Regions from separate parts of the Homo sapiens genome. Here regions 2 and 3 are each linked to region 1. A link is a loop called in an ENCODE intact Hi-C map of the cell type or tissue named here. Cell type or tissue: ascending aorta. All regions are shown on one strand. Region 1 has its middle 95 kb from the start of ACTRT2. Region 2 overlaps LOC124903827 (translation initiation factor IF-2). Region 3 has its middle 39 kb from the start of ACTRT2.

The links. Hi-C counts contacts between places; a loop is a spot of excess contacts. Peaks named below come from ENCODE experiments on the same cell type or tissue, not always from the same donor. Only the 100,000 strongest peaks of a DNase experiment are listed, where the experiment ranks them.
Region 2: it touches region 1 in a loop (2.8-fold over the local background); 4 of 110 quality-filtered maps call a loop at or near these places.
Region 3: it touches region 1 in a loop (2.2-fold over the local background); 4 of 110 quality-filtered maps call a loop at or near these places.

Annotation. Positions count from the first base shown.
Region 1 is chr1:2,925,165-2,927,664 of GRCh38, reverse strand. No RefSeq gene overlaps it. Among named protein-coding and RNA genes, the nearest start is that of ACTRT2, 95 kb to the left of the region's middle. In ascending aorta, no CTCF peak of the experiment used is centred here; DNase peaks (open chromatin) are centred at 54, 1,104 and 1,544; H3K4me3 peaks cover 492 bases; H3K27ac peaks cover 2,039 bases.
Region 2 is chr1:3,062,215-3,064,714 of GRCh38, reverse strand. All of the region lies in intron 3 of LOC124903827 (translation initiation factor IF-2), which reads left to right. It overlaps PRDM16-DT (PRDM16 divergent transcript), which reads left to right. Exons shown (of 6, transcript NR_015440.1): 2 at 413-503; 3 at 660-2,500. Among named protein-coding and RNA genes, the nearest start is that of PRDM16-DT, 4.3 kb to the left of the region's middle. In ascending aorta, no CTCF peak of the experiment used is centred here; DNase peaks (open chromatin) are centred at 937 and 2,001; H3K4me3 peaks cover 1,485 bases; H3K27ac peaks cover 2,500 bases.
Region 3 is chr1:2,981,661-2,984,160 of GRCh38, reverse strand. No RefSeq gene overlaps it. Among named protein-coding and RNA genes, the nearest start is that of ACTRT2, 39 kb to the left of the region's middle. In ascending aorta, no CTCF peak of the experiment used is centred here; a DNase peak (open chromatin) is centred at 1,020; H3K4me3 peaks cover 1,154 bases; H3K27ac peaks cover 2,355 bases.

The sequences.
Region 1 (2,500 bases):
CTCTCCTCGTTTCCACACTCTGAACGAGACCCTTCCGTAAAAGGGGCAGTGACACACGCTCGCTCCTCCCAGGGGAAGGATTGAGAGCTCGCCGGCTCCTGGGCGTGCTGGACCGCCCCGGACGTAAGCCCTGGCTTCACACTCCACGAAGAGGAACTGAAATGGAACCAAGGCTTTCTCAGGCGGGACCCTGGGCCACTTTTCTGCCTTTCAGTTGAAGTCAGTTGATGAAATTTCACCTGGTGGATTTCGCATTCTGACTTGGATTCTCTATGTGAGAGGCTAAAGCAGTACAATGCCCAGCAAAGCTTGACTCTCCCTGGGAAGGGACAGGATCATGAACACCTGCCACCCCAAGACAGTAGAACCAAGTCTCCTACCTGCAGGGGCAGGAAAAAGAGATGCAGCTCAGCCCAGCACAGACCAGCACAGCCCAGCTCAGCCCAGCTCAGCCCAGCTCAGCCCAGCACAGACCAGCTCAGCCCAGCACAGACCAGCACAGCCCAGCACAGACCAGCATAGCCCAGCTCAGCCCAGCTCAGCCCAGTCCAGCCCAGCTCAGCCCAGCAGAGCCCAGAACAGCCCAGTCCAGCCCAGCTCAGCCCAGCTCAGCCCAGGTCAGCCCAGGTCAGCCCAGTCCAGCCCAGCTCAGCCCAGTTCAGCCCAGAACAGCCCAGCTCAGCCCAGCTCAGCACAGCACAGCCCAGCTCAGCCCAGCACAGCCCAGCTCAGCTCAGCCCAGCTCAGCTCAGTTCAGCACAGCACAGCCTGGCTCAGCCCGGCTCAGCATGGCTCAACACGGCCCAGCACAGCCCAGTCCAGCCCAGCTCAGCCCAGCTCGGCCCAGCCCAGCACAGCCCAGCCCAGCACAGCCCAGCCCAGCACAGCCCGGCCCAGCCCAGCCCAGCACAGCCCAGCTTAGCACAGCCCAGCTCAGCCCAGAACAGCACAGCTCAGCTCACCCCAGCCCAGCCCAGCCCAGCACAGCCCAGCACAGCCTAGTTCAGTGCAGTACAGCCCAGCACAGCCCAGCCTAGCTCAGCCCAGCTCAGCCCATCACAGCCCAGAACAGCTCAGCCCAGCTTGGCACATCCCAGCTCAGCCCAGCCCAGCTCAGCCCAGCACAGCACAGCCCAGCCGAGCTCAGCTGTGGCCTCAGCCCTGTATTCTTGGTATCCAGGTCCCTGCCAAGCACCACCTATCATACCCCAGGATATCCCACTGCCCCTGAAAGGGAGGGCTTCTCCAAGGCCACCTCATGCCGGGGACCAGCCAGCCCCTTCACCTAACTCTTCCAGGCAGAGAAAATACCCCAAACAGAAGCCCTGCCCACCATCTGAGGACCAGACTTTATGCCCTCCCGCAGCTGTTGAAATTCTCAGAATCAATTCCCTCCTCTCCAAGACCCTAAAAACCTGAAGCAGGCCCTGGGGGCATCGGCAGCTCCCCTTTCCCACACCCAACAGGGAAGCTTCAAGGGCCTTCGAGCCCGGCTTCCTTGGCCACCTCCGGAGTCCCCTGGGAGCAGTGGCTCAGGCCTGGCCCCGAGTCAGCACGCCTCGCCTGGGAACTCCAGCAGGCTGAGAGTCCTGTGGAATTCCTCACCCCACACTTGGGATTCTGCCAGGAAATGAGGTTCCATGAAGCCAGCCTCACCCACGGCAGGGCAGGGTGGTGGCAGGGGCCGGTAGTGTTTTCATTGGAAGGAAATTTAGCTCCTTGAACCCCCTGCCAATAAAAAAAAAAGATGAGATGTGCCTGTGTGAGATCTCACACTGTCCAAGCATTTAAAATCTAGATGTATTCCCAGAACCCTGTTGATAGCATGTTTCACCATGAAACTCCCCACGAAAGCACATTGGAGAATTCCATATTTTAAAAATCATAATAGAAGGGCCTATGTAATCCTTCTTACCTTAGAAATACAGACATTTGGCTGGATGGAAGAATCTGGGGATGCGCTAAGCTGCTCCCCACCGCAGGCATTGCAGAGGGGACCCCATCCCGTGGCATAAAGAACAGAGCCAGGGCTGGCGACCCCCAGACTCAGCATCGAGCAGCCTGCACTGTGCCCCTCTCCTCCCCTGTGGGATTCCAGGGTGCACACAAACCCCGCATACAGAGGGGACCCCCCAGGGCCAAGCCCCGGGACTGTCACCTGCGGCCCAGGAACCGTGGCTGGGCGGGTTCTGGCATTCATGCCACAAGGCTGCTTCTAAAGCCAGACCCCCAGGCCAGCGGCTCCATCTGGGTGGAGAGAGCCTGCCGGGTGAGGTCCACTCTCGGGGGACAGAGGACAGACCCAGACCCAGGCTGGTGCTGGGGGCTGACATAGGTCGGGGGGCTGCATTCCAGAGAAGAGATCATGAGGGTTCCCACAGAACAGCCAGGCACCCCAGGCCTATGGCCTCTGCATGTCCAGCCCTGGACACAGGACAGCCCCAGCCTCAGGGAGGGCCCAGGCCCAAGCACGGCAGCCAAGAGTCCCCAGCACCCTCGT
Region 2 (2,500 bases), 140 kb before region 1:
GGACACAGGTCCCAGTTGTGGCCCAGTGGTGGCAAGGTTCCATTCCCTGCACTGCTCAAAGGTGGGGGCCTCCCAAAGCCGATACCCGATTCCTGGTCCCAGAGTGGGTAGCTGGGAGGAGTGGACTTCCTAGGAATGTGAGCCATGTCGCTGATTTCGAACAAACCCCAGATGTGTGGAAACTGACTTATTTTGATTGCAAGAGGGTCCTTGTCCCTTGCAGATGGGCAGCTTCCGGGGACCGGCTTGCACGATGCCGTGGCCACCCCAGTGGAGACCCTCTGCCCGGCTTTGTGTCCTGGCGTCCCCACCAGGGTGCCCAGCTCTCCTGCGCAGATGTCGGGAGTATCTGGATGCCCCATGGGCACTTCGAGGGCCCAATCCGGAGTTTTTTGTTTTGTTTTGTTTTAAGAGATTGAGACTGTGAACCTGAACTCCCTTGATCTCCTCCCGTTGGGCCCAGGAGGGAGCCGAATCCAGGCCCAACCGGGCTCACTGAGAAGGTGCAGGAAGCCCCCAACGACTCCTACTCGTGTGCGGCCCATACTGGGCCAGGACGCTGCAGTGGCCGAGCCGCTGGGTGTCTGCAACGGGGAGCTCCCCCGCCGCTGGGGGCAATAAACGGAATCGGTTTCACACGCTTTCCCTCTTGATCTAAGAACCTTTAAAAATCCGCCAACGAATGCTGTTGCCTGGATGCGCTGCCTATGACCTTCAGCCGTGTGTTCACGCGCGCCCGCAGCCGTGGAGTGGCGGTCCCTCCTGCCGCCCGCAACCCCGGGGCCGCCGGTCTGCGCACACCGGGAGCAACTTCGTTACCCACAGCGCCCGCGTCCTGCGGCTCGCGCGGAACTGCGCGCGGGAAGGTGGCAGAGCGACGCTCCAGAACGCTGCTTGCGTAGACGCTGCCGCTGCCTTCAGATCCCAATTCGGCCGCGCGCGGGCGGGGCCCTGGCAGCAACGAAAATGGCGAGCCTCGTAGCCTTCCGGGCCCGGCGGCCACATTCCGGGAGTCGCCAGGTGGGAGCCCGCCTTCCGTGTCCCCAAACGCCCAGAGCCCGGGACACGGGCCGGCGGCCGGGTCACCAAGCCAGTTCCCGGAATCGGCTCGCGCCGGAATCCAGACTCGGCTTGCAAAGCCCGCTCCTGCCGTCTCTCCGCAGCGCGCCCTGCCCCCCACTGCCGGCCCTCTTAGCTTCAAAACCAAATTTTGCCTTTCATCCTGAGAGATTAATACCCCGCAGGTGAAACCGTGGAGACGGAGCTGCGGTGGGTTTCTTTTCCACGCCTCAGTTTCCTCGTCTGTGAAATGGGACCAGGCGCGCCTGTGCTTCTCCGGGAGTTTATTGCAGGGCTGGCTGGAGAGAATGGCTGGGTGGAAGCTGCCAGGAGGAGGCCCAAGGCCGCCCACCCCGTGGGCCTCGTTTGCTGAGCGGGGGTCAGAGGCGTGCGGGACAGGGCGCGCCCCACGGCGGCTCTGGAGGCGGCCCGGCCCGTCCCTGTCTCCTCCCCTCGCTCCCCCTCCCCCGGCCTTCCCGGAACTCTCCTCGCCCGCTGGGTGGAGGAGGGGCGAGGGCCGACTCCGCCGCCCCTGGGGTCTCCCTCCTCCCACCCCCACCGCAGAGTCTGGCCCGCCCTGGGCTTTCCTCTCAGGTCCCTTTGGGTCTCCAGAAGCCCGGAGGTTTCGCGCAGACTCGAACCTGAGATGACACCACCCAGCACCCCAAATCCTGCAGAGTGTGGAGGGGATCTGGGGAGAAGGCAGGGGCTGCCCGGGCGCTCTGGCTGCTGGGGGTGGGGGACAGGGCCTGCCGGGGAAGCGGGTCGGGGGAGGACTGGAGACCCAGGCTCCCCTAGGTACAACGAACCTCGCGGGAGGGAATACGCCATCCCCGTACCCACTTCCGAGGACGTAGGTCTTTTGGCACCGGCGGCAGCCGCGTTCCCACACATCTGGGCGGGGCCCCGCAGCATGGCCTGGGGAGCTGAGGCTTCGGGATCCGGCACAAACTACCATTCTAGGTGTAGACGGAGGAGGTGGGGTGTGGGAAGCAGGGGGCCATGGTCTGAGCAGACCTTCTCACCTCTGGGCCTCCCACCTCCTGGGGCAGGACTTACGGGGAAGGACCCGAGGGGAGTGGGGTGTCCATAGGGACACCCAAGGGTCTATCCCTGCGAGCTTTGCTTTCTACTAAACCAATAATCGCAGTGGTGGTGGCAGTCGAGACACGGCTCAAAGAGCCGGCAAGAATAGAGCAGAGACCAGGATCGCCCCAGGCAGGGAAAAAATGACCAGTTCTGTAGAGTGACCCGAAGGTGATGGAATCACTCGGGCGTCCTCCTGGGAAAGAGCTGCCTGCTCCCCCGCCGCCGCCAGTACACCGGCGCCCATGCCCCGGGGGCTGGAGAGAGCAGCCAGGCACAGGTAACTCAAGAACTCCAGTCCCCTCACGGGTGCCGTGCTGTGGGGCGCCCTCACCCCCACACTTTGGGTCCCTGG
Region 3 (2,500 bases), 56 kb before region 1:
TGCACGGGAGGCTGGACCCGCTGTCTTGCAGAAAGTTCAAGGACAGACCGGCTGCATTTCCTGAGCCTTACACGACTCTGTGAGCCAGAAAGTGTGAATGCTTCTGTTCTCACGTTGCCCCTGAGGAAACTGGGGCTCAGAGAGGTGAAATAACGAGTCCAAAGTCACACAGCTTCTAATCAGCAGAGCTGGATTTCGAGCTGGCATTTCTCCGGCTGCAAAGGCCCGGCTCTTTCTATGCAGCCAATAGCCTGGCTGGGGTCAGGTCGAATGGCCCAGGCCAGGTGCCAGGTCCCGGCTGCCTCGTGGGGCTCACCTGTGGCCCGCATTAGCTAATACAGTGCACAAAGGGATGGTGGAGAAAAATCAAGTTACAGTGAAACTGGCCATCTATTTTGGGGCAAAAACAATTACCTTTATGTTCAAGAGAAACAGGCAGAAAGCACTTATTTAAATTGCTGTCTTATAACTACCCAAGGAGCTATTTTCAGAAACCATTCAAATGTTTTTCCTCCCTTTCCTGAAGAAAGCCACTTCCAGTCCTCCCCGAGTGCCGACTCCGGCTCTGGATGGCACAGGTCTACAGACCCCCAGCCTCCTGCCCTGGGCGACTGTGCGGAGTGAGGCTGTCCCTCCAGGGCCCGGGCCAGGTGGGGGCCGCAAGGCCTTTCCAAAGCTACTGAATAAATGAACTTTCGAGACCTCAAAGAGGACGTTGCCATTTTACCATGCAGGGGGATGGGGAGGAGATAGGTCAGGCCCCCCTCACCGAGGCAGTTAAAAAAGTACACGCAGCCCCCAAATCACATTAAATATGTTAAGCAAACACGCGGCAGGCGGCGTGGATATTAGGTCATTTCTCATAAATATTAATACCGGAGTTTTCCAACGGGCAAAATTAAAGAAACAAAGACGCCTCTTCACTTGCAGCCTCGTGGACTGCAGCCCTGGAACCGGCCCAGCGGAGCGGGGAAATATCAAGTAAATTCAGCTCCAAAAAAGCCTGCTCCGCACTCTCACCAGAGCTGCCAGTTGTGGTTGGCAAAAGGGTGAACTTTCCCCAGCCCCGGCCCTGGCCCTGGCCCTGGCAGAGGCAGTGACATGTCAGCGAGAAGAGGCCACGTGACGGCCGGGACTCCAGCCTCCGGCGGGGATGAGCCTCCCCACCTTGGGGCTGCCCCTCACCGGGGCATAGAATGCCTTCCCCTAGTCCCCAGGGCCCCATTCGGGGCTCACAACCAGAAAGTCTGGGAAGAAACTGGCCCAGCAGGCCCGCGTGGCCTGGCACTCTCTTCTGCAGGGCCCACTCCCCGGCATCCCAGGCCGCCCCTCTGGGGCAGGACCCTGCGTGTGCCCCAGGCTGGTTGACCCTCCCGAAGCTCCTGACGAGGAAGCTGGAGTCCCAGGTGCCTCCCATGGCACCCAGGCACTGGTGTCCCTCTCGTCAGGGTCTGCTTCCCGCTCCGCACCTGCCAGGTCTCACGACACCTGCGTTGGCCCCAGAGGTACACGTGCAGGTGAGCATGCAGCCTCTGCCCTTGGGCAAGAGGACGGACCTGGTCACGCCTGACCCCTCGGCAATGCCGGGGGTGGCCCAGGCACTCTGCTCACCCTGACAGCTGTGGCCTGTCCCTCAGGCCACTTGCCCCAGCGAGGCCACAGCAGAGACTTTGGTCTAAATCAACCTGATCAGGCCAGGGTTCCACCCCGATGGTGAGAGGAAAGGACACTGGAGGGAAGAAACGTCACTGTGAAAACTGAAACGCGTCTTCACAGCACTTGCCACATGGGGGCTGAGGGTCCCCCAGGCCTCCATCTGTAGACAGGGCTGTAGAAACAGCCCCAAGGGACTTGTTGCCCCACAGTGTGACGGATCTGGAGGCCCCGGCAGCTCCCTCCCTGCAGCCCTCGGGACATAGCCTCCTCTGTGCTCACAGAGCCGCACGTCTGAGCACCCCAGGGGTGGGCCTGGGTCCTTAGAGCCTGTGTCCCCACCCAGGACCCCCGCACACTGGCTGGCCTGCCACAGTCCACCCGGGCGACAGAGCAGCTGTGGTGCAGGCTCTGGAGTCAGGCAGATGTGGCTCAGATTCCGATGCCCAGTGACCCTGGAAAAGGCAGCTCACTTCCCAGGCCTCAGTTTATTTTTTTAACCTGAAAGAGAGGCCGTGGGGGTCAATGGTTTAACCTGAGTAAAGAGAATATGTTCATGATAAAGCTGCCCGAAGGCAAGGCCCGGGACATCTTCACAGCAGCCGGAGAAGGAAGAGGTGTTGCCGCAGAGGAATGGTGATGGCTTCTGGCTAGAAAAGGCGCGAGCAAGGAGATGGTGGATTGGCCGCTTTAAAGTCCCAAAAGGGAACAAACCCCACACACTAAAACCTGTGAGTTCACAATTCCACACCCAGGGAAAACCTACTCCAAGTGCCAAAGAGAAATGAAGACTTGTTTGAATGAATACACAAAAGCAGGAAGAATTCATGAGCAGCAGCTCACACTA